3 separate regions of the Homo sapiens genome follow, and regions 2 and 3 are each linked to region 1. Evidence: chromatin loops called from intact Hi-C (ENCODE). Cell type or tissue: Calu3. All regions are shown on one strand. Each heading gives the region's core, and the rest is flanking DNA. Links, peaks and the distances in the headings are about the cores only.

Region 1 (10,846 bases), core at 2,503-7,502:
TCACTGCTGCCAGCCCCGGACAACTCTTACCTGTGCAGCCCTCTGCAGCCTGGCCTGGATAAAACCTCCTGGGGCCCTAGTTCTCTGGCCCAGTCTCCTGGGCAGCAGCTCCCCAGGCATGGAGCAGCTCCTGCTGGCCTCTGACAGCTGCTCTGACAGTGCCAGGAGGGCTGTGAAGGTTATGGATGTGGCCTAGCTCCACTCCCAGGTGAGGCGGTTGGAAAGGCCCAGAAGTCTCACTCCAGTCTACGGGGCCCAGGCCTCTGAGGGACAGCACTTGGCTTTGCTACCAGATTTGGTTCTGGAACAGAGAGGTCTTGCTTTGGGCTCAGAGTGCTCCAGGCCCCCAGGGTCAGATGTGGAAGGAAGACCCCAGCTCAGGGCTGGGAGCTGTTGTTGCTGCTGGCAGCCCAGCTGCTATGTACCTGGGCAAACAGGTTTCTAAAGACAGGAGGAGAGTACAGACTTGCAGTTGTAAGACGAGTAAGTCCTGGGGCTCTAATGTACAGCATGGTGACTGTGGTTAATAATACTGAATTGTTTATATAAAAATTGCTAAGAGAGTGGATCATAAGTGTTCTCACCACACACACACAATGGTAACTATGTGAAGTGATAGATGTATTAATTAACTTGATTGTGGTAATCATCTCACACTGTATACCTATATCAAGTCATCACACCATATACCTTAAGCAGATATAATTTTTATTTGTTCATTATGCCTCAATAAAGCTGAAAAAATAAAAATAAAACAATGCATCCACACACAAAGACAGGAGGAAAGGGCAGCTAATACTAGAGACATGGCCATCATTTGGACCTTAGAAAGTAGGTCTTGGTGTTGAGTTACAGTTCATGCATGGGTGTGTCCAGCAGATGCACACCCGCGCATGCACACACCACCCCCCTCCCCCCACACACAAACACTATTGGTAGCTTGTCTGGGAAAGCACTATGGAGTAGTCATGAGTGCACATTGATGACCCCGGATAAGACTGTATGTCACTGTGAGTCCCTGCTTCCTCATCTGTGAAGTGATGTCTGCAGTAGTTTCTAATGACCTTGGAACTCTCAAGTGTGATAGACTAAATTATCCATGAGGGCTCAAGTCCCAGGCTTTAAAAGTCAGGCGTGTGAATCTGAGCCTGGCCCGGGCAGGGCAGTCACAGGTGTGTGAGGCTGGCCAACTCATTTTCCCTCCCCAGCCTCAGCTTTTCTGTAGGTGAAATGGGGACAGCAAGGCTTACCTCACACAGTCATCTTGAGGTATGAAGTGAGTGTGTAAAGCACAGACCCCTTGGTCTGACACAGAAATGCTCAGTCAGTAGGAGTTGGTGCTGGCCCTGTTATCATTCACAGGTGAACGGCTTCTCCTGGCTCCACACTGGTGTTCACCCTGGAACACCAGGTCCAGCTACTCGGTGCTGACAAATCCCAGAGCCCCAAGAGGCCTTAAGTTGGGGTGGCTTCTGCCTGAGTCTGAAGCTCACCTTGTCACATCCTCTACAGAAAGCAGAGACTGCAGTTATCCCAACAAGACTCTGGGGAGCTCTTCAACCAGCATCTGGTCCTCACTGGGAGGGAAAATACAGGCCACAGGTTCCCTAATGCCTCCATAGGAATTGAGCCAAGGAGATTCAGAGGAGCCTGGGATTAGCAATCGGAGGCAGAGCCTGGGATCTGGAGCCACAGCTCCTGCCACCATTCCCATCCATCCCGGACGTCATGCCTTTTCCTAGATCCTGGGTCCTATGGCACCCCACAGTTGCCCATGCTTCCCTCATTACCACACCGCTCAATTGTGTCATGACTGCTCATCTGTTTCCCTTGCTAGTGGTGGGCTCATGGGAGGCAGGGGTTTTACCAGCTTCATTTCTGTTCCTGGCACGTGGCCCAGGGCCTGACACACAGTGATGGTCATTGTTTCATCACATAAATGAATGAGTGAATATTACATTAATTTCTTCCTTTCCCCTGAAAGCTATTATAAAGTATAAAGTGTAATTCAATGTAAATATTGTCATTAGCAGCACCATATGTATCAGCTGCGATTAATCTGGCTATAATACATGCCCAAGTTAAGAGTAGCTTAAGCAGGAAAGATTTTTTTTTTTCATGTAAGTCTGGAGATAGATAGAACAGGACTGGTAGGATAATTCACAATTTTTAAAGGTGCACAGCCCCTTTTATCTTTCTTCTCTACCATATTCCATCTCATTGTTAACATGGCTGCTCAAACTCCAGCCATTGCCTCAGTATTCCAGAGCATACTTCCTAGAAATTGCACATAACCTTTCCACTATTATTCTGTTGCTCAGAACTTAGTCATGTGGTCTTATCCAGCCGGGAAGCAGGGTGGGAAACACTGTCATTATTTTGGGTGATCTTGTGCCCTGTCAAGAATCTGAAATTGTAAAAATCAGGAACAGATAATGGTGCTGGAGGATCTTAGGAGTCCCAGCCATACCACCCTTTATAGTCTAAACGACACACCACGTTCTTATCTTCACCTACTAGCCCTGTGTGGTAATTAGGGATAAGGGATTCCTTAGAAACTGAGGGGGAGTCAGGCAGTTTCTCAGGGTCTCAGTGAATTTATGGGAAGACTGAGATGTACCCCCAAGGCTCCCAGCTACAGGGCTATGCTCTTTTCTCTTCATCATCTCATGCCAGGGCTTCTTGGGAATGGTGGAGGTTGAGCTCCTTCCTCACAATTCCGTCAACAAACATTTCGCGACTATCTGCCATGTATGCAATAGCCACTTGGGACTCAGAAATGAACCAGGCCTAATCTCTTTCAATGACCTCGTGCTCTGACTTGGAAGGTGGCTGACCCTTAAACAACTGCTTATAATGTACTGTTATAAATGATGTGAATGTTGTAAGTATAGATGGCTCCCTAGGCTCAGAGGATGGGAAACTGACCCTTCATGGTGTGCAAGATACAGTCTTAGGTTCCTTCCAACTCCAGTATTCTATCTGAGACAGAAGATAGGGCTGGAGAATTTGGGCTGAGTTCAAGACCTTAAAAGAAGGCCATTCCTGTTTATATTTGATGTGGTAATTATAGCACCGAGGCTCAGGGAGTTCCAGTCACTTGTCCGAGGTCAGACAGCAAGCAAGTGGCAGGGCAAGATTTAAACACAGGTTTCCGACCTCCAGGCCCATGTCTTTTCCTTTAACACACTTTGGTATCAGTTATTTGTGTCAGCTTGAACATACATATTAAGTCTCCAAAACGTTCATAAGTTTGTAGTTAGTTATTTCCATTGTAGAAATTTATTCTATGAAAATTATCATGTATTAAGATTTTACTCAGATTTAACACCAGGTCCAGGTACTTGGTCCTGACAAAGCTCTGAGAGGCCCCAGGTGGGGCTAGGGGTGGCTTCATGTTAAAAATAAAAACAATTTAAATATTCAGCTATAAGGGAATTTTTGTATAACGTAGTGAACAACTTTGTAGTTCCCAGACCAGCAAGATCAGCATTATTGGGCAAATTGTTAGAAATGCAGATTCTTGTCCTAGCTGATACTTCTTGATTCAGAAACTCTTGGAGTGAGGCTCAGAATTCCTAAAGCCCTCAAGGTAATTTTGATACCTGCTAGAGTTTGAGAATCATTGATGGAATGGGATGTTACACAGGCAGTTAGTGTTTTCAAAGACTGCTTAACATGAAAAAGTGCTTATAATATTAAGTAAATAAAAAGAGAAAAAATGGTTTATGTTTAGTGTGATAATTTGTGCATTACAGATAGTATGATTTCCATTTGTAAATATGTGAGTACGTACCATATATTTGTAAAATCAAAACCATTCATATATTGCATATATACATTCACACATATGTACTAGCAGAAAAAGTGCTATTCTCAATATATCAAAGAAGGTAATTTTGAATTACTCCTTCTTTGCACCTTTATGTATTTTTCCAGATTGTCTTCTCTGATGACGCATTTTTTATTATCAATAAATAGCTTGCCTACAAAAAAAGGCTTTTTCAGAATATGCAGTACAAAAGATGACCACAGTGGGGAGGAGTAGAGCACACTTTAACATCTCCCATCCCACCTGCCTTCTGGGCCATGAGGCAGATCACTAGGTACCTGTCCTTTCTCCACTCCCTTCTACCCCCATCTCATTCTCCATGTAAGGCTAACTTCCATATACAATATTTGTAGATAGCCAAGGAATTCACTGGGCTTTTCATTTTGCAGCAAGATGTTGAACATTCTCTGAGACGTTCCTGGCAAGTAGGAGCCGACGTATGAGAAAAATCTCTGACCCTATCTGACTTTTTATTTATTCTCTACCTTGTTCTGAATTTTCTTAAGTTCTCTGTGTAACTCTCCCAATCTTTCTCTCTCTCTGAAAATCCACAAGTATCTATATCTCTGAAACTTTTGTAAACATTCTCTGGAACACTGTGATAATATCTCAGAAATATAATGAAACTGGCTGAAATGTTATGGCTTTCTCTTTAAACTCTCTCTGAATCTCAGGACTCTTGGTCCATCTGTCCATCGCAGCCCATTATCATACAGCAAATGGGTGTCGGGCAAAGGAAGCTGCTATTTGTGACAAATACTCCCTTCCAGCTCACTAGCTCATCCCTCTTAGGAATTTGCTCACTTCCCAGTTCTGGGCTACACCTTTCTTGGTTCAGAAGAAGGTGGAGATCAAATCCCTTTCCTCCAGTGAAGTTCCAGCTAGATCTGGGAACAGAGAAAGCTGGGCAATTGGGGAGTCAGATCTAGGTTTGATTTTCCACTCCTTGTCTTACTATTTGTATGACCTTGAGCAAATGGCTTTCTTCAAAGTCTCTCCTTCCTAATCCAGTGAAAATAATGATGGGGACTGCATGACTTTTGTGAGGATTGGGGGTGATAGTTCACGTGCCACTGCTACATGCTTACGGTCAGTAATAGATGAGTCAAGTGTAAAATGCCTGGGTAAACACCAACAACCCTCATGACTTTCATTGAGACAGGAGTTCAGAGCATGGAGAGATCTGTGTGTGTTTCATAAGCCCTTGCCATGGAGAGGTAGTAACTCAGAAAGTCCATTGCATTTAGGAAGTTGCTTTGTGTAAGCCCAGGACATTCTCTTCTCTGCGGCTTTTTGTGGGATGGTGGATATGTAAGAATTATTTGCACATTGAATGTGCAATATCAAGGGTTGGGCACAAGGTGGCGCAATGGGGCAGGTTTCAGCATCTTTCAGAGGCGTTCCCATTCAGGGATGAGGAGTAAAGCATTAGTGGTATTTCCATATACTATTTTATGTGTGACCCCATCTGCCTGCAGTGTTAGCATCAGATGGGGATTTTCTGGGCAGCTGGAAGTCTGAGCTATTGCTGAACAGTACGTCATTGCATTTAGAATTTAGACCAGTGTGGTTTAATAGAATTTTCCACGATGATGAAAATGTTCTGTCTGTGCTGTCTAAAATCTTAGTCATTAACCACATGTGGCTACTGAGCACTTGAAATGTAGCCAGTGTGGCCAAGGAACACAATTTTAAAGTTAATTTATTTTTAATTTTAAATATAAATAACCACACACATGGTTTCTGAATTGTACAACAGAGAATTCTAGATAATGTCAGTTTTTCTAGTAATAAATGCTCTCCATCCTAGCCCCTTTTTGAGGTTGGGCTTCTAAAGATTAGTTAGGTTGTCTCCCAAGTTTCTCACAGTGGAGAAGGGGAGGAAGTGCAGGAGGAAGCAAAAATGAATTTATAAACACTATAATAAAAGTGAGCCTAATTACAGCAAGAGATCAAAATAAATAATACCGATAGTTGCTTTTAGTTTTGAGTGCTAGCCAGGTGTAAAACACTTTAAAATGTGATTTAATCCTCAAAGAATTCCTATGCAATTTTGTAGCTGAAGAAACCAAGGCTCAGAGTGGCCAAATGGTTTGTTATTTGTGGCAGAGAATTTAGATGCCCATCTAGGTGAGCCTCGGACTCTAAAACCTTCCTACAATGCTGATGTAAGGCTTTAAAGAAGAATACATCTCATCGAGTGAGAATACTATTGAAGGCTTTCTAAAGACGGTTGGGTTTGAGCTAGGCAGGAAGAATAAATGGGGTTTTGTTAAAAAAGAAGAGAAGATAGGGTCCAAGCAGAGGGACAGTATCAGTCAATGAGTAAGAAATGCTGGGAGCATGTTCAACACATTATCATGGTATTTAACCAAAATTTGAGGAGGGACATGTCTCTCCTTTGTAATGGGCTTGGCTGGGTCCAAGAAGAGGCGACTGGTGCCTGACTAGAGGGAATCTGTATTTGTAGGAAAATAGAGAGAGCCTGGTCTGCAGAAGAGTATCACTGAAACCACTAGTCTGGGAGAAAGATTATGGTGCCCCCATAGGAACTGGAGAGCTGCAGAGCCAAGAAAGGAGGGGCAGGAGGGGCAGAAGGGAATGGGGCTCCCTTTGAGATGGGTAAATAAATGGAGTGTAAACATACACCCATGTATGCTTGAATGTCAAGGGAGACTCACAGGTTATTAAAGGATCCACTGCGACTACTTGGAGGAAGAAACAGGGAGTGATGGAAGCCAGTGGGTCTCGTTGAGACTAAGTCATGTGAGACATGCCTTACTGCTTTACCTGTGTTTTTAAGATTAATTGATTAACAGATCTAAGAGAATCTATTGACCAAACAATTAAGTAGTTCTTAGGCATCAATTATGTAATGGGCCCAGCAGTCAAAGCTTTTCATGTTGGTGTTTCAAAAGGACATTTTCCAAAAATCTCTTGAGGGAAATATGGAGAAATGTATGTTTGATGACTCTGCAGTAGCTGATGCTACCATGGCAATCTGGAGGCAGGCTTCCAGGGACTTAACCACGTTCTTTCTTGACAAACGTGTTGAGTGATTTGAATAAAGAATTTGCCAAAGGGCTATCAGATTTGGTAAGGACAACTAATTCATTATCCAGAGAATCAAAAGCAAAGCAGTTATTATCTGCTATAATTGATTTGACTCTATCAGGATAATATTTAATTACAAAAACTATAAAGTTTAGCATTTAGCCTCAGGAAAACCAATTTTAAAAGAGAAGTAGTGTCTGCTTTGGTAATGTCAGCCTGCTAGCCATTTTTTTTTTTTTTTAGCTTGAGCTATCAAGATGCTGTGGTGAATAAACCACTGCCTCACAGGTCTTTCATTCCTGTCAAAAGATCTTTAGAGACAGATGGAATTCCTTTTACACTCACTGCTTGAGTGAGGACTGCAAACACTACGGTGACTTTTAGTGTGCAGAGTGGAGACCTGGCTGTGAATAAACAGTGACATCCTGGCTTTTCTGCTGGAAAAAGAGAATTGTTTAAGTTAAAAAATGTAAAACTGAGGGGTGGGGTTGCTGTGTGTTATTTCTTTTCCCTAAATGCAGATCTCTGCTTAGAAAGCCAGACTCTATTTATCAGGCTTTAGCCCTGAGGAAATAAGAAGAAAGGAGAAAAGGGAATGTCTCTAAAGTAGCACTGGATGGGGGCAAATGTGGGCAGAAGAAAAGATTGAGCTGCTTGAGAGTGGGATTGAGTTTGCCTTACTTTGCTCTGCCTGTTGCAGGCACGTGTGGGGCAGGCTAGATGGAGCGTTTGTTAACTGACTACTTAGGTGATGGCAGAGTCACTGACCTGGCCTTTCCTCCCTTCTCCAATCTTTTCTCACACTCAAGCCAAAGAGATAGTTTCAAATGAGTATTTGTGTATGTCCTTCCCAAATCTTACACTCTGCTTAAAACCTTTCAGTGATTTTCCAGAACTCTCAGAATAAAGCTAAAATTCCTGAACATAGTCTACTAGACCCTGCCCAGTCTGCCTTGCAGCCTCATTTTGCCTCAAATCTCCCTCTATTTTGCTATGTTTCACCTGCTATTGTCTTAGATTTCCTGGCAATGTCCTGTACTTCTTCCCACTGCAGGACCTCTGCACATGCTCTTGCTTTTGGCCAGTGAGTTCTCCTGGGCCCACTCCCTTACTCTGAGCTCTCAAAGATCCGTGTTCTTCCCACAAGCTCCAGAGAACAGGGATTGGCCTTTGTTTGCTCGTTGTATTATCCCCAGCACAGTGCCAGACACATAGAAAATCCCTAATTGAAACAACCTTTGCAAAAACTATAACAGTGGGAAAATTATGACAGAGAAAGAGATCTTATCTAATCAACCCCCATCTTACCCTTAACCTTGGTCATTCCTGGGCTTGGGCCAAGCTAACTTTGGGAGAAATTTAGTATATAGTTTAAATAATAATAGCCCTTCCCCAAACTAAACCACCTTTGTAAAACTAAGACCATCAGGTTAGGAGGATGAGAGGAGGCTGAATTCGGCTAAGATGTAGGTATAAATGATGACTAGTCATTATTCTGGAAATCAGCTTCCTCAATTACTCCTGCAGATAACATCACTATTGCAGAACCTAAGACTGGCCTTTTGAGTTGTCTTTTCAGGCTTTTGCATTTATGATGACTGGATGGCCCCACCTGGACCCACGACTCTGGACTTAACTGGTCCTGTGGCCCTCACCCAGAAGCAGACTCAGTGTACTGCAACCGTGTTCCACACCCCTAGGATTGCATCCTCAAATAATCAGCAGAACCTGTTCCCCTGCCTCCCCTGTCCTTGAAAAGCCCAAGCCTCTGAATTTTTGAGAACATGGATTTGAGTAATAAAACTTCAGTCTCCTGTTCAGTTGGCTCTGCGTGAATTAAACTCTGTCTCTATTGGAATTCCCCTGTCTTGATAAACTGGCTGTATCTGGGAAGTAGGTAAGGAGAATCTGTGGGGTGGTTACATAATTATTGAAAGAATGGCTGAATTTTCTTTCTAGATTGCAAGACCTTTGTGCTATCCATCAGATTTTGCTTTTAGGAAATGAGAAGAAAAAATAACTCAGAGCAGTCTGAGTCATGTGAGGTATAGAAGACTTATCAGGCCCAGAGAAACAAGAGTTTAGGACATCAGTCACCCCCACCTCCACCCTGCACCTATATCTGGGGGCAATTTTTTAAAGATATTTTGTTCCTGACTAGTTGCCTCACTCATTATCTTCATGTTTCTGAAATTCGTGATACAAAGAACAATGTATAGCCAATCAATAGCTTATGTTATTTTAAGAACATCTTGATAAACAACATAGAAACTTCCTCCTTTTTTCCTTTAAAACTTGACCTGTGGCCAGGCGCAGTGGCTCACACCTATAATCCCAGTAATTTGGGAGGTCGAGGCAGGTGGATTGCTTGCGCCCAGGTGTTTGAGACCAATCAGGGCAACATGGTGAGACTCTGTCTCTACCAAAAATTTAAAAATTAGCCAGATGTCGTGGTGCTTACCTGTTGTCCCAGCTACTTGGGAGGTTGAGTTGGGAGGATTACTTGAGCCTGGGAGGTCAAGTCTGCAGTGAGCCATGACTGCGCCACTGCACTCCAGCCTGGGTGACAGAGTGAGACCTGGTCTGAAAAAACAAAACAAAAGAAAACAACCAACTTGAGTCTGGGTGCAGTGGCTCATGCCTATAATCCCAGCACTTTGGGAGGCTGAGGTGGGTGGATCACTTGAGGTCAGGAGTTTAAGACCAGCCTGGCCAACATGGTGTAACCCCATCTCTACTAAAAACAAAAATACAAAATTTACCCGGGAGTGGTGGCGGGTGCCTGTAAACCCAGCTACTAGGGAGGCTGAGGCAGGAGAATTACTTGAATCTGGGAGATGGAGGTTGCATAGAGCCAAGATTGTGCTATTGCACTCCGGCCTGGGTGACAGAGAGAGACTCCATCTCAAAAAACAAAAGAAAACAAAACAAAAAAATAACTTGTAACTGTTGCCAATCAGAGTGTATATTCAGGGCAACTTGAATCTATGGTCCTGGGTTTCAGTCCTCAAATGTGGCCCCAGTAAACTCTCTACTTATATTAATTTTGCCTCAGTCTTTTTTTTTTTCCTTTTAGGTTAACAAAAAGCATGTAGTATCCATTTTTCATTGCTCTTTCCTTAACTTCTGTGTGGGTTGGGGTAACATCTTTACTTCCTGATGGGAAGGCTTTGATGTTGATAAAAGGCCAATGAGTAGGTAGGGAAGGTTTCTGGGGCATGTGACTGGGGGAGAAAGAAATTTTCCCAGGCTGTCTTAGGAACCACGTGCTTTGCCAATCGCCACGTTTGTTCTGCCCGGCCCAATCTGAGTTGCAGGAATTTAATCTTAATAATTGGATGATAAAGAACACATCCACCCATAGAGCCCTAAAGGAGCTGGGGTTTCATCAGCTTGAGGAGCAGTATTCTATTCAAACCTATGCATATGTGGGAGAGGAAAAAATTTTCTATCCTCTTAGAGTTTCTAGCTAGGCCCAAAAATGAAACCGACATAAAACAGATTAACAGAAGAACAGCATGCAAACTTTATTCCTTTTTTTTTCTTTTTTTTTTTAGATAGACTCTTGCTCCCAAACCCAGGCTGGATGCAGTGGTGTGATCTTGGCTCATAGCAACCTCCACCTCCTGGGTTCAAGCAATTCTCCTGCCTCAGTCTCCTAAGTAGCTGGGATTGCAGGTGCCCACCACTACGCCCAGCTAATTTTTTTTTTTTTTTTTTTGTATTTTTAGTAGAGATGGGATTTTGCCATGTTGGCCAGCCTTGTCTCAAACTCCTGACCTCAGGTGATCTGCCTGCCTCCCAAAGTGCTGGGATTACAGGCATGAGCCACTGCATATATGGGGATCTTTATAAGAGGACAAAGACCTGAAGGAGTGACTGGAACAGAAAGCTTTTATATCATTTAAATAAAGAAATGATACTGTAGGGAAAGCTCACTGAAAAATCACCGACATGAGA
Region 2 (10,846 bases), core at 3,075-8,074, 250 kb after region 1:
ATGGGGTAAACGGAGGCCTGGAAAAGCCCCTGGGTGTTCAGCCATGGCCTTTGAGACTGCAGTCAGAGTGGAAGGTGGTAGGGGAGGAAGTCCAATTTGGGGAACATACCCCACACTTCCAGCTGCCAGGAATCACTCATCTCCAAGTTGCCAGTCACCTCCTTACCATCTCTACCGTGATTTGAATCTGTAGTGACCCTCACTGGCCTTTCCTTGTTACTTGCATTTCTTGTCTCTGCAATCCTGTGAAGCTGTGACTTGAGCTTCTCCCATGACTGGGTACATAGTAGGCCCTCAAGAAATGCCAGTTTGAATTAAATGTTATACATTCTTAAAATGAGAACTCTTGAAAGAAGAAAAAGAGTCGGCCACTCAGACAGAAGGGAGCTCACGTTGTCTGATTCTCCGAATTCATGTGAACAGCTATGAGGGAGGCTGAGCCATTTACTAGAAAGAGCACTGGAGCACTGGAGTGGGAGGCACTGGGTGGATTCAGCCCCCACTCAGCCACCAAACCCCAAGCTAGGTGAAAGAATAAGAAACTCACATTTCCTAAGTGTCTTCTGAAGCCAGGCATAAAGGTCAGAACTCATTTTATTTCATTAATCCATATAGCAACCTTGGGATACTGGCTTATGTGCTGATTCATTATCTTCATTTTATTTAAGAAAGTAGGGGGACTCAAAGAGGTGAAGTGACTAGCTCAAGGTCTCAGAGCTGGTAAGTTACAGGTTGCCTGATTGTATGGCCACCCCAACTGCCCCGGAGGCCTCTGTAAGTAGGAGAGGTTTCCTTTTGTCTGAGAAATGGTAGGACGGAGCTTTTAGGAAGGTATAGGGTGGGGAGCTTCCTGTGTCCAGCCCTATGATTTTAAAAGCAAAGGACCATGTGACTTGAATACACAGTATTTAGGGCAAAACTGTGTCTTGGATGCCTGGAAATGTTTGACATGATGTCATGAAAAGCTGTGAAAGTGCGTCTCTCCAAGCTCTAAGGAAGAAATTAGGCTTTTGCACGTTTGTATGTGTTCCATTTATGCTGTCCTGATTTCTCTCAAAAAGCTGGTTCTTTCTCAAAGTTGCCCCACACCCCTCTGTGCATCATCTGCACTGGGACAAGTGCAGTACCTGCATGCCTGGTGCTCTCGGCCCATTTTTCTGGGCTGCTTGGGCTGGGCAGTCCTCTGTGGCATTTTTCAATTATGCACTGTCAGGAGCTAAGAAAATTAAAGCAAATGTTCCCCCAAGCAAATGTTCCCCTAATGGTAGCTAGGGATTGCTGAGTTGCCCCATGGATTGGACCAGAACCTGGGGCCAGAGATGCCAGCCAGGCAGAGTCCCTTTTCTGTCACAGCAGAGTGCGGCTGTCCCAAAAGACAGGGCAAGAGGAGACCCGCACCTTCCTCTGGGAGCTGATAGTCGAGAAGACCCAGAAGAGAAAGAGACTGGACCTGCCCTTGGGGAGGCCTCGGTGTCCTCCAGGAGACAGGTCATGTGGGAGAGTAGTTCTGTAAGACTGGGGATAGTTCATTTTGCTCATTTGGTGTTCAGTAAATACTGTATAAGTCAAGGAGGGCCTGGGTCACAGGAGCCCTGGGTGGCCCTTCTCTCTGCACAATGTATTACGCCCTTGAGGGACACACAGTCTAGTGGGAGAGATAGACAGACACATGTGAGTCCAGGAGTGGGTGACAGGTGCTGAGACAGAGGGAGAGGTGTGCTCGAGGCCTTCGAGTGTCAGGGAAGGAGTCCTGGAGGATTAGGAACTGCCATACAAAGAGCAGAAAGGGTGTCTTAGATACAGAGAACAGCAGTCAGCAGATGGGACTGGAGGCCTGAAGTAGCCTGGCATTCTTCTGTTTGTGGCCATTGTGGGCTTGGCTGCCCTCTGCACCTTATCTAAAGGCCACCAGATGTCTGCTCAGGGTCTTAGTGGAGCCCAGCTATCAGAATGGGCAGCAGAGGCTGTAAGAAGGGCTAGATGAGCAGAGGCAGGAGGGAGCAAGGGAGGATTCCTGGAGGAGATGTACCTGGGGCCTCAATGAAGGAGCACATTTGGACAGGTAGGAAGGAAAGCAGGATAGGAGCTCAACAGGAGCAAAGAACCAGGGGCAGGATGGGAACCTGACATGGAGGGGGCCTCAGACTGTAGGTGCCTTGGAGTGTGGCACATGGCATAATGCCTGGCTCCTTTAGGTGAGGCTGTAGCTTACTTCTCCCAACTGCAGTGAGTGCCAGGGAGGAAGCTTTGGGTCAGAAGAAGGCTTCTGCAATAGAAGTCGCTGCTCCCTCTTCAGGGCACTGAGGGTGCTGAGCGATGCAGGGGTCAGAACTCCCAGCTCCTATGGGATCAGGCAATGCCTTTGACTGCTTTATGCCTCAGTTTGACCATCTAGAAAAAAAGGACACGGGAGGGAACCTCTGGCATTCTGTGATTATCTCACTTTGTGACATTGAGCGGGGCACATCACTTTTGGGACTTGTTCCCTAGTATATAAAGTGGGGAGAAGCATGGGCCACTGCTGTCACCTCACTGAGAGTTTCAGAGGACTGTGCAGATGGTCTCTCCAGACCAAGCCTCTGGACCAAGGTGAGGGGTCAGAGGACACCGGGCTACTAGGGACTGCTCAGCCTGCTTCCCTGCAGCCAGGCCCCCATCTTTTCCTCTGCTGCCCCACCCTCTCTACCTTGGGTATGAGATGGCACAGCCAACCAGCTGTGCCCCACATCTGGAGGGACTTCCTCAGGCCGCAGCAGCCTAGCCTGGAGCCTGCCCCTCTGCAAACTCACCCACATACCTGGCAGCAGGAGTGTAGGCGGGCCCACCTGACAAAGGAACTCCCTGGCCCTGGGAGGACGGCATCCAGTCTGTTCTAGGCTCAGGGTCCTGGCTCCAGTGCTCTGAGCTCACCAAGGTTTATTTATTTATCATTTGTTTGGGGTGAAATGGGATAGAATCAAATCCAGTGGGCTGTTTAAGCAGCAGTTGGTGGAAAGAAAGCCATGTCTGTTTCTCCCAAAAGAATCCCCCGCATTGTGGCCCTGGCCCCTTGGTTGGGTTTCAGCAGACAATGCCCTCCTTTCTCCATGTGCCCGATGACTCGCCCCTGCCTGCCCGCCTGCCTGTCTGCCTCTGGTGCAGTGGGCCTGCTGCTGCCCGCTTGGCTTGGCGCTGGGGAGGAAAGGAGAGTCGACGCCTGAAGTCTCAGCCCATCAGTCCAGCCTGGCTTACCATGCCCTGCAGGACTTTTGGGACCACCATGCCCCTGTGACCTCCAGATCTCTGTTTGGGACATTTAGTTCATAAAAATGCATTGAAGGCCTGCTCTGTGTGGGGCACTGTGCCCACGGAAATGAAACCCTCTTCTCTACTGGAAGCAGGCCCAAGGGTTCAGGTCCCAGGTGAGCATCAGTACCCTTCCCACCAGTGCCCCCTCACCACTGCCAGTGGAGTTTCCATTGCCTTTTTGCAGATAAAAAATAAAGGAGACATCAAGGGGCTGAGCGACTTGCCAAGTTCACATAGGGAGGTGTTGGTGGCTGAAAATTTGGGGACACATTTTTCCACCACTCTGGTAGAGGCAAAGACGAGTGAATCAGCAGAGGCTGAGAGTGACCGAGGCAGCCTCTGTTGGTGAGCTCAGCATTCCTTGTTTGCTTGTCTGCAGCCATCTCTTCTCACTTCCCTTGTGACTTGGCTGAAGCCATTCTTCACATGTGGAATAATCCAGAGCCATCCCCTGGCCCCTGTTTTCCTTCTGTGCTCTCTGTCTGCCTCTCCAGCTTCATCATCTCCCTTGTCTTTTCCCATTCTGATCTCATTCTAACTTTGCTGTTTCTTCAGCTCATCAAACTCATTTCTGTCTTGGGCCTTTATACTTGAGCTCATCTGCACAGAGCTCTCTTCTGATGTGTGTATGTGGCTGGTCCTGGACAGATAAAGGGTCCATTAGATTTGCATGATTTCCTGCTGCCCATGCTTCTGAACACCTTACCTCTCTCTTCTTTCTTTTTATTATTATTTTTTTTTTCTTTTGAGACGGAGTCTTGCTCTATCGCCCAAGCTGGAGTGCAGTGGCCCGATCTCGGCTCACTGCAAGCTCTGTCTCCCAGGTTCACACCATTCTCCTGCTTCAGCCTCCCGAGTAGCTGGGACTACAGGCGCCCACCACACACCCGGCTAATTTTTTTGTATTTTTAGTAGAGATGGGGTTTCACAGTGTTAGCCAGGATGGTCTCGATCTCCTGACCTCGTGATCCGTCTGCCTTGGCCTCCCAAAGTGCTGGGATTACAGGCGTGAGCCACTGTGCCCCGCCTACCTCTCTCTCCTTTCTTTACACCATTTGTCACTTCCTGAAATCTTGGCACTTAGTTGCCTCCTTCTTATAGTTTTGTCTCTCCCACTGGAATGTAGGCTCCATGCCTGGTACATCCTAGGAGCTTGGTAAATATGTTTATTTTTTGAATGAGTGAATGAATGAATGAAATCTGAAATGTTGTGTCTTGATTTTCAGGGACTTTTTCTCAGAAAAATGTATTATTTTCTCTAGAAAGTTTCTGGGACCTTGGGGACACAGATCCGAAGAACCATAGCCTAGAAAGTACAATCATAGGCTGGGCACAGTGGCTCACACCTGTAATCCCAGCACTTTGGGAGGATGAGGCGGGTGGATCATTTGAGGTGAGGAGATCAAGACCAGCCTGGCCAACATAGTGAAACCTTGTCTCTACTAAAAATACAAATATTAGCTGGCCATGGTGGCACGCACCTGTAATCCCAGCTACCTGGAAGGCTGAGGCAGGAGAATCACTTGAACCCGGGAGGCAGAGGTTGCAGTGAGACAAGATCGCACCACTGCACTCCAGTCTGGGTGACAGAGTGAGACCCTGTCTCAAAAAAAAAAAAAAAAAAAAAAAAGAAAGAAAAGAAAATACAATCATAGAGTGGACTGATGGGAGAGGCCAATAGAGTTGGGCAGGGAAGTGACCAGGCTTCACAGGCTTCAGAGTCAAACAGAACTTTGAGACTTTGGGCAATTTACTCAGCTCTCTGGGCCTCAGTTTCCTCATCTGTAAAATGAGAATAATAATAGCCATATCACCCTCAAAAATTACTTTAATATTTTAAAAGTGCTTAGAATAGTGTCTGTCCCACAGCATGCATCATAGTAGCATTAATTGCAGTTACTCTTACTATGTATTAGCAATTTTACTATTATTAGTAATAGCATTAAAGTTATTGTTTGAACTCAGCTCTGACATTTACAACCCGTGTGCCCTTATGTTAGTCACGTAACCCCCTTGAACCTCAGTTTTCTTATTTATAAAATATGGTTAATGTCAGTGTATTAGTCTTATAGATTTGTCATGAGGATTTAATTTAAAAACTTAGCAAAGTCATGGGAGCTGGAAATGTAGGGACAGAAAGATGGAGACTAAAAGTGAGAGAGGGGTGATGAGGAGGCTTGGCGAGAGGGTGGTGAGAGAGATGATTCAGATGCACAGAAGTGGCGGGTGTAAGGAACTAAGTGGAAGGGAAACATCTTGAAATTTTGAAGGAGGAATACTGAGGTTAAGGAGAGAGAAAGGTCATCTTATTTGTCACTTGGGACGGTCTTAGAAGCTTATGGAGGGGTAAGAATTTTGTATTCTTCTCAATAAACCAAGTGCAAAGAAAAGAATTTGGGGTGAGGTCTTGGAGCTGCATTTCCTCTCCCTCATTCTCTTGAAAATGAAAATATGGTCTGATTTTTTAAACCTAAAGGGTTGGAAAGAGATAGGGAGGTCTAGACATTCGAGGTTTAAATCTGAAGGCTGTACTCGACCCTCAACTCCTGTCTTTTGTCTCCTGTCTCCAGGGGCAAGAAGAGGTAAAAAGTTAACAACCTGAGATAGGTGTGTTTACCACCAGGTGCTCTAAGCACAGCAGGTTTGCTGGGGTGACAGTTCCGGCCTGATTGGGAAGTTTAATGTTTGACTAGACTCCTTGTACCTTTTGCAAAGCCATTTTGCTTATTGGCCTTTAGCTGGTCTGTCTGCTCCCCCTAAAGGACATCCCTGGCAAGCCATCACTCAGGATATGCCCTCAGGATAACAGCACCTTTGCCTACATGCCCAAGTCTCTCTATCCCCACTGTCCCAGAGCCTATTAGCACTATTTTGGAATCTTTGACCCTAAGATTTTACGGCCTGCGTCATTAGAATTTCAGACCTTTTGACCTCAAGATTCCAAAGCCCACGGCCCCCCAAATTCCAGAATTTTTGTTGCCACAGATTTAAGAGTCCATGTCACCAAAAGTCTCAGAGCCTTTTGGGGTACTTATCTGGCTTCATTCAGATTCATGACACCTGGGCTGCTCTGTGCTTGACTTTCTGTCTTAAGGAGTACTGGACTAGGAATCAGGTCTAGGCCTGGAGCTTCTGATAGGTTGTGTATAGTCACCAGCAGGGGCTTTACCCTCTGAGCCTCGGTTTCCTCACCTATAAAGTGCGGGTAATCACCCTGTGAGCTGCGGGAGATAATGTGTTGGAAGGCAAGTGCTCTGCAGATGTGAGCTATTCCTGTGTTAGTGCATGTCAGCTCTGCTCAGCATCAGCGTCATGACACTGGAAAATCTAGCTGCATGACCTCCTTGTTTTGGCTTTTATTCACTCTATGGGCCATGGCCATCCTTTGCTGTTTACCAAGATTTTTAACTCAATTGACGCCCGAACTCCTCCAACCATGTCTTCTGGTCTTGGCTGCTTGACCTCTTTCCTGTACACTTTCTAGGAGTGCCCAAGTCATAATTAATCTCTTCCTTGCCTTCAGCCTCTCTGTTTATGCCTCAGTTGTGGCACTCTGCAAAGCTGCTTTGTATGAGTTATATATTGTATGTGTTAATGACGCCATTATGCTAATTACCTCCTGCCCCATCACTCCTGGGTGTTTGGTGCCTAACAGTGTTGACCAACCTTGGGTGAGGTCCTTGGCCTTTCTGAATCTTAATTTCCTTGCTGTTAACGTGGGAGAAAGTAGCACAAATCTCATAAAGTTGCAGTGATTAACAGTGACAAGAAATAAAAGATTTAAAATAGATGGCACTTAGTAGGTGTTCATAAGCATTAGTAGAGATGACAAAATAAGGTGGGAAGAACATAAGCTTTGAACCAGGCTTCAAACCACAGCTCTTGCTTTTGAGAATAATGTGACTTTAGACAGGCTACTTCCCTCTTCTAAGCCTAAACTTTCTCATCCTTAAAATGCTTAAAGCTGGCATAACAGGGTTGCAACAAAGGTTTGGTGTTCATATGAGTAAAATGCATGGAAAAGACCAGGAGCTCAATAAAGGGTAGGTACCTATTATTATTATTTCTCTTTACCTCCATATGGAAAAAAAAAAAACCTAGTCTTACTTGTCTTTTTTCATCACCTTGAGCTATTGTGTGTAGCACAATTGAGTCTCTGAAGCAAACTGAATTAGCAAAACTAGTAACACAGATGAAAAAGACTACAAAGAATAGTGAAAGGACAAAATATAAAATTTTGAGAGGGTAGAGGAGGGAACACTTCCTAACTCACTTCCCAGCTTTATAAGGCCAGGACTATCCTGATACCAAAACAAGGCCAAGAAATTATAAGAGAACTATAGACCAAAACCCCTTGTGTCATTAAATTGATGCAAAAACTCTCAACAAAATTATTAGTCATTCAAATCCAGCAAAATATAAAAAGGATAATACAATATGACCCAGGAATTATCCTGGGAATACAAGGCTGGTTTAATGTTCAAAAATCAATCAATGTAATTTCTTAAATCAGTAGACTAAAGAAGAAAAACCCATATGATCATCTCATTAGATGCAGAAAAGGCCTTTGACAAAATTCAATATTGCTCATGATAAAAACTCTCAGTAAACTAGGACTAGAAGAGAACTTTATCTGATAAAGAACATTTACAAAAAACCTACAAGCAATATCATATATAATGGTGAAAATAAAATACTTTCCCCTAAGATCAGAGACAAAGCAAATTACATATCTGATAAAGAACTTGTCTTTAGAATATATAAAGAATGCTCAAAACTAAATGATAAGAAAACAAATACAATTTTTTAAATAAGCAAAAGATTTGAACACTTCTCAAAAGAAGATATATGAATGGCAAGTAAGTACCATAATAAAAGATGCTTAACATGTTTAGTCATTAGAAAAATGCAAAGTAAAAGTACAGTGGAGTACTACAGTACAGTTAATCCAGTGGCTACAATTAAAACCGATAATAGCAAGGGTTGATGAGATTAAGGAGCTATTACAAATCTTGTACATTGTGGCTGGGAATGCAAAATGGTACAACCACTCTGGAAATCAGTTTTGCAGTTTTTATAACATTAAACATACACTTACCACATCCAGAAATCCCACTTGCAGGTATTTAACCAAGTGAAATCAAAACCTCTGTTCACACAGAAATGTTTATAGTGGCTTTCTTTGTAGCTACCCCAAATTTAAACAACCCAAATATCCCTAAACTGGGGAGACAATACAACACACTGTGGTGTATCCAAATAATGAAATACTGCTCAGCAACAAAAGGAAAAAAACTACTGATACAGGCCCAACATTGATGAATCTCAAATGCATGGTGCTGAATGAAAAGAAGTCAGACCGAAAAATGATTCATTTATATGACATTCTGGAAAAGGAAAAACTATAGAGACAGAAAACATCAGTGATTGTCAGGGACTGAGGAGGAGGGAGGGTTTACTACAGAGGGACACGAATTCTTTGGAGTGTTGGAACTGTTTTATATCTCAATTTGGGTGGTTACATGACTGTACATGTTCATCAAAACTCACAGAACCATACACCAAAAAAAGGTGCATTTATTATATGTAAATTATTTTTTAATAATGAAAACCATGAAAGCTCTGAGAGCAGGCTAGTAAAGCTTTAAGGTCTGTAACACAGGCAGAAAGCATGCAAATGTTTGTTGGACCTGGTAAAATCCTTCCTGAAGCCTCTTTCCCTTAGACTAGTTTCAGAGCTCAGAGCTACGGCTACATCCATGTCCAATCCAAGATGTGCCTGGGGGCTCATCGTCTCCCTGGAACATGGCAACATTGCTTCCCTGCCTTCCTGCCCTTTCACTATCTCCAAGTGCTGCTACAGAGATCTAAAACAGAAATGCACACACAACTCCTTCTTTCAGAGCTCCCCATTGCCTGGGCCGTGAAGTCTGAATCAGTCCCGTGGCATACACAGCCCTTGGAGATCTGTTCCCCACCCACCCCCAACTTCCCCAGCCCTTCCTAAGCTCCAGAATCACTGAACTACATGTCCTGCAGCACATTTCAGACTTGTCCCCGCATCAGTGCCTTTGGGGGTTCATTTTCTACTCCAAGAATTGTAGCCCCCTTTTTTCTATCTAATGAGTGTTTGTTCTCAACCTCCAAATCTCCTCTGAGATGTTCCCTCCCGGGAAGTTTGCCCAGGACAGAGCTGGCTATTTCCTCCTTGGTGTTCTGGAATCAGCCTGCTTATCACATCTTCTACTGTGGTAGCCATGTCCGTGAGCTGCTTACATCTGCCTTCGGGAAGAGTCTGCTGCCAGGGAGTAGAGAGAAGTGGCAGACTTCCAGCTAACAGTCAAGCCTGACCATTTCTGCCCAAACTCCTGTATGGACAATTTTTGCACCGGAGCTTCTTGTTGGGCAGGCTGAGAAATGTGTAGAGGGGCTTCAGTCTGCAGCACTTCCTACCTGATCCTTCTTCCTTCCTCCACCTGCTCTTTTCACCATGTCTGGCCTGCACTACAGTCAACTTTTTCCTTGCCTACTTGTGCTTCTTCTGTCCTTTGCCTTTCGTAAGCATTACTCCCAGTGAGTTGCTTGCACCTCTGACTCTGTCTTGGCTTCTGTTCCCTGAGACACTTCCTAATGGTTATTTCTTTTTTCCCATTGGTCTTTACTTCATTCTCCACTGGCTCTGAATTCATACATTTATTTATTCATTCAACAAATATTTCTTGAGAACCACCATCCAGAGTTCCCACCATTCACAGCTCAGTGCCAAGGTTGCTCTCTTTTCATAGGACCTAGCTGGATCCAACTCTTCTGCCATTCCCCCTGCTCCCTCTCTCCACACCCCTGAGAATTTCATGTTCTGTGGCCCCTCCATTCCTGGGCTCATGCACTCCCGTGTCCTGCAGCATCATCCTTTATTCCCCAGGTAGCTTCCTCCTTTAAGGCTTTGCCAAGCCTCAGGTCTGGGAAGCCTCCCTTGATGGCCCCTGGCCCTGGTTATTGCTCATGACAGTGCATAGCATATATTAGGTTGCAGAAATGATTAGTTGAGTGTCTGGCTGAATCTCAGATGACTATTGTCAGCATTGATTAGAAGACATAATGTGTGTAAAGCAACAAGCATGGGGCCTGGCAGGCAGTAGGTGTGTGGTAAATGCTCATGGTTGAGTTCCAGTAAATTCTATTTGAAGGCATATCTCATAAATTGCAGCTGATGTTTCTTTCCATTGTGTTCTGTGTGTGTGTGTGTGTGTGTGTGTGTGTGTGTGTGTGTGTGTTTTCTGGATGCATCTCACGTATAGTTGGAAAAGAGAGAGACAGTGAAATTTTCTACATTGTGTTTTTGTTTTGCTTTTTTGAGGCAGAGGTTGCAAATGTGCATTCCTCTTGTGGTGCCAGCACACCAGGCTGGAGTCAGGAGAATAAGTTCTAGCGTGAGTGGGGGTGTCTCTTCCAGTAGCTGAATATATGACCCTGTCCTTCTAAGGACCTCTGTTTCCCCATCTGTAATGAAGAATTGGACTCTGATTTCTGTGATCTTTGTGGAACTAAGGTCTTGCAT
Region 3 (10,846 bases), core at 2,093-7,092, 110 kb after region 1:
AAGAGCCCACCTTACTCCAGCATGACCTCATCTTACTAATTACATTTCAACAACTCCATTCCCAAATAAGCTCACATTCTGGGGTATGAGGAGTTAGGGCTTGAATGTACATTTCTGGAGGACACAATTCAATCCATAGCACAGGTTGCAGAGGCCACTTACAGGAGTGTGAAGTTTAGGAGCAGAGGGAAGACACTCTAAGAGCTGTAAGTGATGGAGGGGCTCCATTTGTTTGTTTTATTTTATATAAGACTTCTCTGGGTCCAATTTGGAGGACTCATAGGTGAGCATGACTCAAAATAGGAAGACCAGTTGGGTAAAAAGTTGTTACAAAAATGCTGGTGAATCTTGATTGTACCCAGAGATTGACAGTGGCAGAAAAGGTGGGTTGGAGAAAAAGGAATCTGTGACAGGGCTGTTTAGATTTCCAGGATTCTGGGGTTTAAAGAACCTCATTATTACTGGGGTGGTGGAACAGTAAAGAAAAGTGGGGGAGTCAAGGACCACTTCCAGGTTTCTGAGCTCACTGAGGAGAAGCAGATTGGAGGGGAGAGGAGTTCAGTTCTGTACAAGTGACAGGTTATGCAATCAGTGACATTCGGGAAACAGTGGGATGTAAAGGTCTGAGATTCAGAGAAACACTTTCCTCTGGAGATACAGATTTAGAAGCCATCAAGAATTAGATGATTATTGAGGCAGGAAGATGGATGATGCTCCAGAAAGACCACATAGAGTGAGAAGAGAAGGTCCAGGACAGAAGCCTGCAGAACCAGTCATGAGAGAGGCTAAAGGAGAAGGGGGATCAAGGGTTTACACTGAGAAAGTGCAGGGTCTGACTTCCCAGCCTTCCAGCCCCAAACCAAAGTGACCTCCTGCCACCACGGTGCACACACCAGTACTTACGTGCACTACACCTTCTCCTGAATGCTGATTATCCACACACGCGCAGAATCCCCTGATCCCAAACTCTGCCAACTCCTTAAGTGTGTTGTGGACCATGTCATTATCTGCTCCCCTTGTGTTCCTCGCGGCCTCCCTAAAAAGGATTTAGCACAAAGCAAGTGCTTATCACTAAATATATGAATAAATGTGATTAATTAAACCACCGTCAAAGATGTATTTAATACTTACAGTAGGTAAGGCAAGGTTCTCTAACAGAAACCAAGTATAGGGCACAAGATAAAACAGGTGCTCACTAAATGTTGTTGAAAGGAAAGGAGGAAGGGGAAGACACCAGTTAGCATCAGAACTACTCAGAATAATGATAGTAAGAGGCTCCACCGGAGAGGCCCCAGGACTGCGTGATTGTGATACGGAAGAAAGGGCAGAAGGTTGGACATCGGGACACCTACATGCCAATTCTCCTCTCACAGTAACTCCCTGTGTAAATCATTCAGCTTTCTGGACCCAGTTTGCTCGAGTATAAAGTTAGGGGTTTCGGTTATAGATTTTCTGAGAACCTTTGCCTCTGCAAAGCTAGAGTCCAAATTAAAAGTGTTGAAAGACAGAGTACAGAGGAAAACTAAGCTCTGGTTTTTTTTTTCGACAGTTACACACAGAAATGCTGAACATTTTCTCAAGTAATCCTCACCCCTGTCTCACAGAGAAGAAATGGAGGCTCAGAGACGTTTTGATATGCCCAAGGACCGTGAGAAGACTGGAGCATGGGGCTGGGGATGCACCAGGGCTGGGAGACAGGGGCGAGCATCCCCACAGTCATGGATGGCAGGGAGGCCGCGCTGCAGAGCTATTAAAACATGGCCTCTGACTTGGCGATGCGGGCTCTTTTTTGGTTCCATATGAACTTTAAAGTAGTTTTTTCCAATTCTGTGAAGAAAGTCATTGGTAGCTTGATGGGGATAGCATTGAATCTATGAATTACCTTGGGCAGTATGGCCATTTTCATGATATTGATTCTTCCTACCCATGAGCATGCAATGTTCTTCCATTTGTTTGTATCCTCTTTTATTTCATTGAGCAGTGGTTTGTAGTTCTCCTTGAAGAGGTCCTTCACATCCCTTGTAAGTTGGATTCCTAGGTATTTGATTCTCTTTGAAGCAATTGTGAATGGGAGTTCACTCATAATTTGCAAGTCAATCCTAAGCCAAAAGAACAAAGCTGGAGGCATCACACTACCTGACTTCAAACTATACTACAAGGCTACAGTAACCAAAACAGCATGGTACCGGTACTAAAACAGAGATGTAGATCAATGGAACAGAACAGAGCCCTCAGAAATAACGCTGCATATCTACAACTATCTGATCTTTGACAAACCTGACAAAAACAAGAAATGGGGAAAGGATTCCCTATTTAATAAATGGTGCTGGGAAAACTAGCTAGCCATATGTAGAAAGCTGAAACTGGATCCCTTCCTTACACCTTATACAAAAATTAATTCAAGATGGATTAAAGACTTAAACGTTAGACCTAAAACCATAAAAACCCTAGAAGAAAACCTAAGCATTACCATTCAGGACATAGGCATGGGCAAGGACTTCATGTCTAAAACACAAAAAGCAATGGCAACAAAAGCCAAAATTGACCAATGGGATCTAATTAAACTAAAGAGCTTCTGCACAGCAAAAGAAACTACCATCAGAGTGAACAGGCAACCTTCAAAACGGGAGAAAATTTTCGCAACCTACTCATCTGATAAAGGGCTAATATCCAGAATCTACAATGAACTCAAACAAATTTACAAGAAAAAACAACAACCCCATTAAAAAGTGGGCGAAGGACATGAACAGACACTTCTCAAAAGAAGACATTTATGCAGCCAAAAAACACAAGAAAAAATGCTCACCATCACTGGCCATCAGAGAAATGCAAATCAAAACCACAATGAGATACCATCTCACACCAGTTAGAATGGCAATCATTAAAAAGTCAGGAAACAACAGGTGCTGGAAAGGATGTGAAGAAATAGGAACACTTTTACACTGTTGGTGGGACTGTAAACTAGTTCAACCATTGTGGAAGTCGGTGTGGCGATTCCTCAGGGATCTAGAACTAGAAATACCATTTGACCCAGCCATCCCATTACTGGGTATATACCCAAAGGACTATAAATCATGCTGCTGTAAAGACACATGCACACATATGTTTATTGCGGCACTATTCACAATAGCAAAGACTTGGAACCAACCCAAATGTCCAACAATGATAGACTGGATTAAGAAAATGTGGCACATATACACCATGGAATACTATGCAGCCATAAAAAATGATGAGTTCATGTCCTTTGTAGGGACGTGGATGAAATTGGAAATCATCATTCTCAGTAAACTATGGCAAGGACAAAAAACCAAACACCGCATGTTCTCACTTATAGGTGGGAATTGAACAATGAGAACACATGGACACAGGAAGGGGAACATCATACTCTGGGGACTGTTGTGGGGTGGGGGGAAGGGGAGGGATAGCATTAGGAGCTATACCTAATGCTAAATGACAAGTTAATGGGTGCAGCACACCAGCATGGCACATGTATACATATGTAACTAACCTGCATATTGTGCACATGTACCCTAAAACTTAAAGTGTAATAATAATAAAATAAAAATAAATAAATAAATAAATAAACATGGCCTCTGGACAAAGGCCACCCGGTGTGAACCCTAATTCAGGCAAAAACGTGTTTCACACAGTTTTGAATTATTTGAGGCTTGGAGTTGTTCCAACAGCAGTTAAAGGTACTGACTCAGGGAGGAGGGTCCTTCCCGTGGCTTACCAAAAGTATTTTCAGATCCTTGGGCTAGCGGGGAAGTGACAGTATTATAACCACGGAAAGCCGTGGTCAGCAGTGCTGCGGAGGAGGGAGGAGACCTGCACTGTAGCTCAGGCTGTCCGTGGCACGTTCCCTCTGGCCTCAGGCTCCTCGTCGCTAATGCTTCATCAGTGAGCCCCAAGATCCTTTTCAACTCTGACACTCTGTGAAACCTCACCCTGAATTCTAGGAGCCCAGGTTGTTGATTTGTGTTGCACAGTTAAACGCTTCATGCTTGCGTGAGGCTGCCGTTCTCTGGAACACTCTGAAGCAGCGGCTTCCAAACGCAGGTCCCTGCACCAAGCTGAATCATAATTACCTGTAGGGCTTTATAAAAACACATATGCCAGGCCGCCACACCAAACCCACGGCGTCAAAATCTCAGGGGCGGAGCCTGGGGATTTGTATTATTAGAAATCTCCCAGGTGAGCCCGGTGCTCAGATCCACCCGTAGAACCAGTTGTGCAGCTGCCGCACCTGCGTTTCCGATGCAGCACCTGCCACCTGGTGCACATAGAAGGTACTGCAGGGATCCTGCAGGTCCAGGCAGCTCACTGCAAAGGGTGGAAGAGGACTCTGGGGTTTCTCATCTGGGTAACCAGCTGTCAGATACAGCTGGGCTTAAATCCTCACACTGACACCTCCAGCAATGTAACCACAGGTGCACTTAGAAAAATTGGGTGGAAATCCAGTGTCAAATGTGGGTTCTCTCTTGGAATAGCAAAAAAAAAAAAAAAAAAAAAAAAAAAAGTCCCATTCTTTCTCTTATGAATGGGAAAAGTGTTTTCTGCTATGCAAAGATCTAATTTCTTGGGGTGGTGATGGGGATAGAGTAATGAAGGAGGGGCAGCGAAAATGTGGAGGAGAAAATAAACTCATATGTTTGGGTTCATTTGGACTTTTTCTTTCAGTGGTGAAGAGAACTTAACTAGTAATAAAGGACAGATAATAAACACGGTTAATCCTCGGATAGAGCAGACCGTGTGCCAGACACTGATTAACAGCTTCATCTGTAATCACACTTCATTTCCAGCGCCAGCCCAGTGAAGTAGGCACTATCATGATGCCCATAAAAACATATAAGGAAACTAAAGTACAAAGAGGTTAAGTGATTTATTTGATGCCTCTCACCTGGATGTAGTTCCGTGCGTTCTGATCCAACATTTCATCTGTGTAAAACAAATATTTTCACGTAGTGTTCCCCTTCCTCATCCACCTCCATTCAGCATTCAAACTGCCCTTGCTTCATCAGGAGATGGACTGACAACACAGCTCAGAGAAATGGAAAACACTCAACATCAGCAAAAATGTTTGGAAAAACATCAAGGATAAGAGCAAAGTGATTAAGGAGAATGACACTTCCTGTGAACTGGAGAGATACATGTGAAATTTCTGTAATCTATATTTAGACAAGTTGGTTGTGCCTCGGTTTCTGTCATCTGCCAAAAGGGGGAAAAACTAGTGCCCATCCTATAGGTTGTGAAGAGCAAATGACATAGTGTGTATACAGCAGTCAGCACAGTACCCCTTTCAATGTTTAGCAGCTGTTGTTAGCAGATCAGATGTAACCAGTTTATTGAGAAGCCTCAATCCATTGCGGTATAGGTATAAACAGTTCAACTTGTTTACTCTAGCCACAACTGTTAACCATGATTTGTCCTATCTGTCAGTATCATTTTCTAATGATATTTTCAGGTAGATCCCATTGCTTTCCCATCGATATCAGTTACCAAAAGTCCCGTCTGGTCTAGTTCACAACTCCCATCTCATATCCAGTTTCAATAGCACTTCCTCGTCTCGCTTCAATGTTTGCCAGACTTGTACCTCAAGTTACGAGAGTGGGAAGGGGACATGGAGAAACCCTGTCACTACAAAAAAAATACAAAATTAGCTGGGCATGGTGGTGCATGTCTGTAGTCCCAACTACTTGGGAGACTGAGGCACAAGAATCACTTGAACCTGGGAGGCGGAGTTTGCAGTGAGCCGAGATCACGCCACTGCACTCCAGCACCTGGGCAACAGAGTGAGACTGTCAAAAAAAAGAAAAAAGAAAAAAAAAACACCAAGGGTGGTAAAAGGTTGTGGTCTTGTCTTCTAATTTTCTCCTTTCTTTTCTGGGTCTAGTGCCTTTCATGTTGAGGGAAGAAGGGAAAATAAGAGGAATAACAGAGATCGCTCTAAATAAGTGGCTGTTTGTCATTGGTGGAAAAAGGCTCCTGATCTTACACTGGCTTTACCTGCTTCCCTCTGTTGCTGGCGGCCTCTGACAATATGTTGGTCTCCTATTAGATGATGTGGTGTATGGAGTTATATGGTTTTGGACGCAGATGTTCATCTTTATGCCAGCCCCCTCCATCTCTGATGACCCCACAGAGGGGTAGCTGTGTCTCCCTTCATCCTATTAGCAGTCTGTGGCTCCCAGCTTCCTCTTTGGCCAGATGTCACCTTATCTGGTCCACATCAATCAGAACTCCCACCTTATCCTCCAACTTCTGTTCTCTCCTTAAAATGGAGCCCTGATGAACATGGAGGTCTTCTACACTCCCCAAGGGCTGAAGGGAAGTTGGTGAGGTAGACAAAGAGCACAACATTTTCTTCTTTTGTGGAAAACTTCACTACAGCACCTGCTGTCCCTTCAGAAGTGTGTTGCTCCACCATGCTTCCAGACATCAGAAATCTATGGTAAGAATTGGATGCCAGGAGATTTGCACTTTTGCCCACAATTAAGTTACCAGGATTGAATTTACCCTCCTGCATTCAAAATAAAAAAGATAAAATGTCAGAAACGCCATTTTCAAGACACTAGACCTAAGACAACAAAGGATAGTTACTCCCTAAGAGACAAGAAACAAACTAGGTAAGCCCTATGACTGCCCCAGCTTGCTGCCTTCAGAGACTATGCAGGCTACGGGACAGAGAAGAAAGTCTGAGAGGAGCCCAGTAGGATCCTTGAACTGAGGTAATAAGGCTGCGAGTTAGGGAAACCAAGTGGACTAGAGTTCATGGATGGACAAAGTAATAAAAGGAAAGAGATGTGCAGAGAAAGAGCCCTGACTATCTGCAGAGCATCCCCCTCTGATATTCAACAGAGTCCTGATTAGCACATGCATGTGAAGTAACACTTCAGGATGGAGGAAAAATAATTTGAAAAGATTAAAGAACATTGTCTGATGCTCACACGGGGCTGGGAATATTGCATATTCCCCCCTCTGACAGCTGAATGAAATCATACTTTATGAGCATTGGGTAGAGTACCCCAGAAAATCTTGCTTAGTAGTGGGGCATAATTAGCCCTAGACTGCTCAGATATGCCAAATAAATCATAAAAGCAAGACCCAAGAAGATCAAACAATTTCCAGGCAACTTAACACATCCCAGAACAAAGCTCAAGAAGATTTATAAGAATCAAAAAGATCCACCACCCAATAAGGTAAAAGTGACCATTTCTGGCATCTAATCAAAGATAACCAAGCATGCAAAGAAGCAAGAAAACACAAAGAGAATAACCAAGCAATCAAAACCATCCAAGAACTGAAACAGATTTAAAATTGTCAAGCTAAGATGTCAAAATAATTATTATAATTGTTCTCTATATGTTCAAAAGTTAAGTAGAGGCATGGATGATTTCAAAAATACTCAAATAGAACCTAGAGATGAAAACTACAATGTTTTAGATGAAAAATACTCTGAGTAGGATTAAGGATATATTAAACATGGCAGAAGGATGGCTAACTTGAAGACATAGCAATTAAAAATAATGGCAAAATAAACAGCAGAAGAAAAAATAATAAAATTCAGTGCAGAAATCAATGGAATAGAAAATAGTACAACAGTAGGGGGAAAAATCAATGAAACCAAGAGATGATTTTTTTAAGATCAATGGAATTGACCAACCTCCAGCCAAGTTGATCAGGGAAAATATGAAAAAAGACACAAATTACAAAATTAGGAATGAGACAGGTGCCATTACCACACATTCCCTTATATTAAAAAAAGGAGAATATTATGAGCAACTTTATACCTATAAATTTGACAACTCAACAAACCAATTCTTTAAATAACACAAATTATGAAAGCACAGTCAAAAAGAAATAACCTTAGCATCTCTGTATCTACTTGTTTTTTTCTTTTTTGTTTGTTTGTTTGTTTGTTTGTTTTTTGTTTTTTGCAGTCAACACACATTTATTGAGCATCGACTCTGTGCCGGGCCCTGGGTGGGCACAGGGGGCTCAGAGACGAATCACATGCAGCCCCTACCATTGAGGCCGTCACAGCCTGGCAGGGCAATTGGTCACGTCAATGGACACTCACGATACAGTGTGGTCAGTGGTGTTAGAGGTAGCACAGGTGACCGAGGGAGCACAGAGGAAGGTCCTCTGACCCGGCTGGGGGTGGCGAGGAGGGCTTCTTGGAGGAGGTGACACCTGAAGAGGGCTTTAGGGAGTGAACGAGAGGTTGTCTCGTCTGAGGAAGTGGCCTGTGCAAGGGTTCAGTGGTAGGGACAATGGTGGCTGGGAGTTGAGCAAGGGCCAGTCCAGGAAGGGCCGTGGAGTCCGCAGGCAACAGGGAGCGCTGAGGGGTGTGAAGCAGGCGGTCGGCAGAGGGCCCGCTAGAAGCCAGCATGAAGGGTGGCCCAGGGGACAGGGCAGGGGAGAAGGGTGGGTCGCCGTGGACAGCAGAGGTGGACGAGCACGGCCCTTGCCCGGGGAGTCTCATCCTGCCCGGAGGCCCCCTCAGCAGCGGGGAGGTGGGGCTGCAGGCTGCCAGCCGCGGGGCCGCAGGGTGCACAGCTCTGGGTCCAGTGGCTTGAGCGTGGCCTGCTACTGCAGCCCGAAGCGCGGCCCGGGCACCAGCTGGAACTCCAGCCTCTGCAGCAGCTTTGCCATGACCACCTTCACCTCCATCTGAGCAAACTGCTGACCGATGCAGGAGTGGTGGCCCAGGGAGAAGGGGAAGTAGGTGAACCGTGGCTTGGGTGCTCCGGGGCCAAAGCGATAGGGGTTGAAAGTCAGCGGGTCTCTACTAATAAAATAGAACTTACAGACAAAAAAAACTTTCCCACTAATGAAGAAAACTCTAGTTTCTTCACTAGTGAATTATCCCAAACATTAAAAGAAGAAATAACACTAATTCTACACAAACTCTTCCAGAAAACTGAAGAAGGAATGCCCGCCAACTCATTATTTGATGCCAGCTTTACCCTGACACTGAACCCCGATAATGACAATACCAGAAAACTACAAGCCAATATCTTTCAAAAACACAGATACAAAGTTCTAAACAAAATTTTAGCAAATCAAATCCATATTAAAATGTAACAAATTAAATCCAATAGATAAAAAGGATAATGTATTATGGCCAAGTGAAGTTTTTCCAAGGAATGCAGGGTTAGTTTAACATACGAAAATCAGTGCCAGTTCTGGAGATCTTTTGCACAACAATGTGAACATACTTAATAAACTGCACAGTTAAAAATGTTTAGATAGAAAATGTTTGTTATGCAAGGTTTTTATCACAATTAAATTTTTTAAGAAAAATCAATGTAATTCACCATTTTAACACATTGAAAAGAAAAAAAAAACAACCCACATGATTATATCAACAGAGACAAGAAAAAGCATTTAGCAAAATCAAACAACCTTACAAAATCCAACTAATCTGGATAAAAACTCTCAACCAACTAGGAATAGAAGAAAACTTTCTCATTTTAAAAAGTCAATAAAAATATCTACAGCTAACATTTTATTTAATGGTAAAGACTAAATGTTTTCCCTCTAATATCAAGAATAAGAAAAAGATGTCTACTTTCAGCAATTTTTTCAACATTGTTCTGGATGTTTTAGCCATGTGTGCAGTCAGGAAAGAAAAGAATAGAAAGAATCCAGGTTGGAAAGGAGTGAATAAAATCATTTTTTATTCCCAGACGATGTAACTGTCTATGTAGAAAATAACGGCATGTGCAAAAATCTATTAGAACTAATAAGTTTAACAAGATTGCAGGATATAAGGTCAATATATAAAAAGCAATTGTATTTCCATATCAGATACTCAAACTATCAGAAATAAAATATTTAAAAATATATTTACAATAGCATCCACCAAAAAAAAATATTAAACAATTAGGGGTAAATCAGACAGAAGGTGTGAAAGACCTATACACTGAGAACTACAAACCATCACTGAGAGCAAGCAAAGAAGCTCTAAATAAATGGTGACATTCTTTGTTTGTGGATCAGAAAACTCACCATGGTTAAGATTTTACTTCTCCCCAAATTGATCTATACATTCATGCATTCCACATCAAAATCCCAGCAGGCTTATGGCATAAATTGATAAGTTGATTCTAAAATTCATGTGATCATAAAAAAGACCTAGAATAACTAAAACGGTTCTGAAAAAGAACAATGTTGATAGGATAACTCTACCTGATTTCAAGACTTATTATAAAGTAATCAAAGTGTGACATTAGAATCAAACTAGACAAATAGATCAATGGAACAGAATACAGAGTCCATAAATGGATCCACACACATATGGACAACTGATGTTTGACAAAGATTTAAAAGCAATTCAAGGAAGGAAGGACAGTGTTTTCAATAAATGTTGTTAACACAGCTGGATGTATGTAAGCAAACAAAACAAAACAGAAAGAGAGGGTCCAATTCATAATTCACACTGTATATAAAAAATTAACTCAAACTAAGTTATAGATCTAAATGTAAATCATACATTTATAACATTTTTTGGAGAAAATCTTTGTGACCACAGGATAGGCAAAGTCTTTTAGATTCAACATCAAAGTACAATCCATAAGAGAAAATTTTGATAAATTGGACATTATCAAAATTTAAAACTTCATACTTCAAAAGACACTATTAAGAAAATGAAAAGACAAGCTACAGAATGGGTCAAAATATTTGCAGAGCATATATTTGGCAAAGGACTTGTATTCAAAATCTATAACGAACTCTCAAATTCAATAAAAAGAAAACAAGCAATCCAATAAAAAAAATAGACAAAATATTTGAAGAGACATTTTACCAAAGAATATATATGCATGGCAAATAAGCGCATGAA

The links. Peaks named below come from ENCODE experiments on the same cell type or tissue, not always from the same donor. Only the 100,000 strongest peaks of a DNase experiment are listed, where the experiment ranks them.
Region 2: a loop joins it to region 1, with 8 times the contacts of the local background. A loop is called at or near these places in 8 of 110 quality-filtered maps.
Region 3: a loop joins it to region 1, with 2.8 times the contacts of the local background. A loop is called at or near these places in 76 of 110 quality-filtered maps.

What each region holds. Positions count from the first base shown.
Region 1 is chr1:48,196,699-48,207,544 of GRCh38, reverse strand. No RefSeq gene overlaps it. Among named protein-coding and RNA genes, the nearest start is that of SLC5A9, 21 kb to the left of the region's middle. In Calu3, for the core only: CTCF peaks have their summits at 4,057 and 5,201 (motif pointing right); DNase peaks (open chromatin) are centred at 4,064 and 5,194.
Region 2 is chr1:47,943,474-47,954,319 of GRCh38, reverse strand. The region is part of intron 2 of TRABD2B (TraB domain containing 2B); the gene reads left to right. Among named protein-coding and RNA genes, the nearest start is that of TRABD2B, 48 kb to the left of the region's middle. In Calu3, for the core only: a CTCF peak has its summit at 6,058; DNase peaks (open chromatin) are centred at 3,109 and 6,029.
Region 3 is chr1:48,087,294-48,098,139 of GRCh38, reverse strand. LINC02794 (long intergenic non-protein coding RNA 2794) reads right to left here. Exons shown (of 15, transcript XR_007066073.1): 6 at 6,007-6,520; 7 at 4,901-5,041; 8 at 3,734-4,096; 9 at 904-1,036. It also overlaps the pseudogene CYP46A4P. Among named protein-coding and RNA genes, the nearest start is that of LINC02794, 43 kb to the right of the region's middle. RefSeq lists an enhancer at 4,435-5,634. In Calu3, for the core only: a CTCF peak has its summit at 4,255 (motif pointing left); a DNase peak (open chromatin) is centred at 4,239.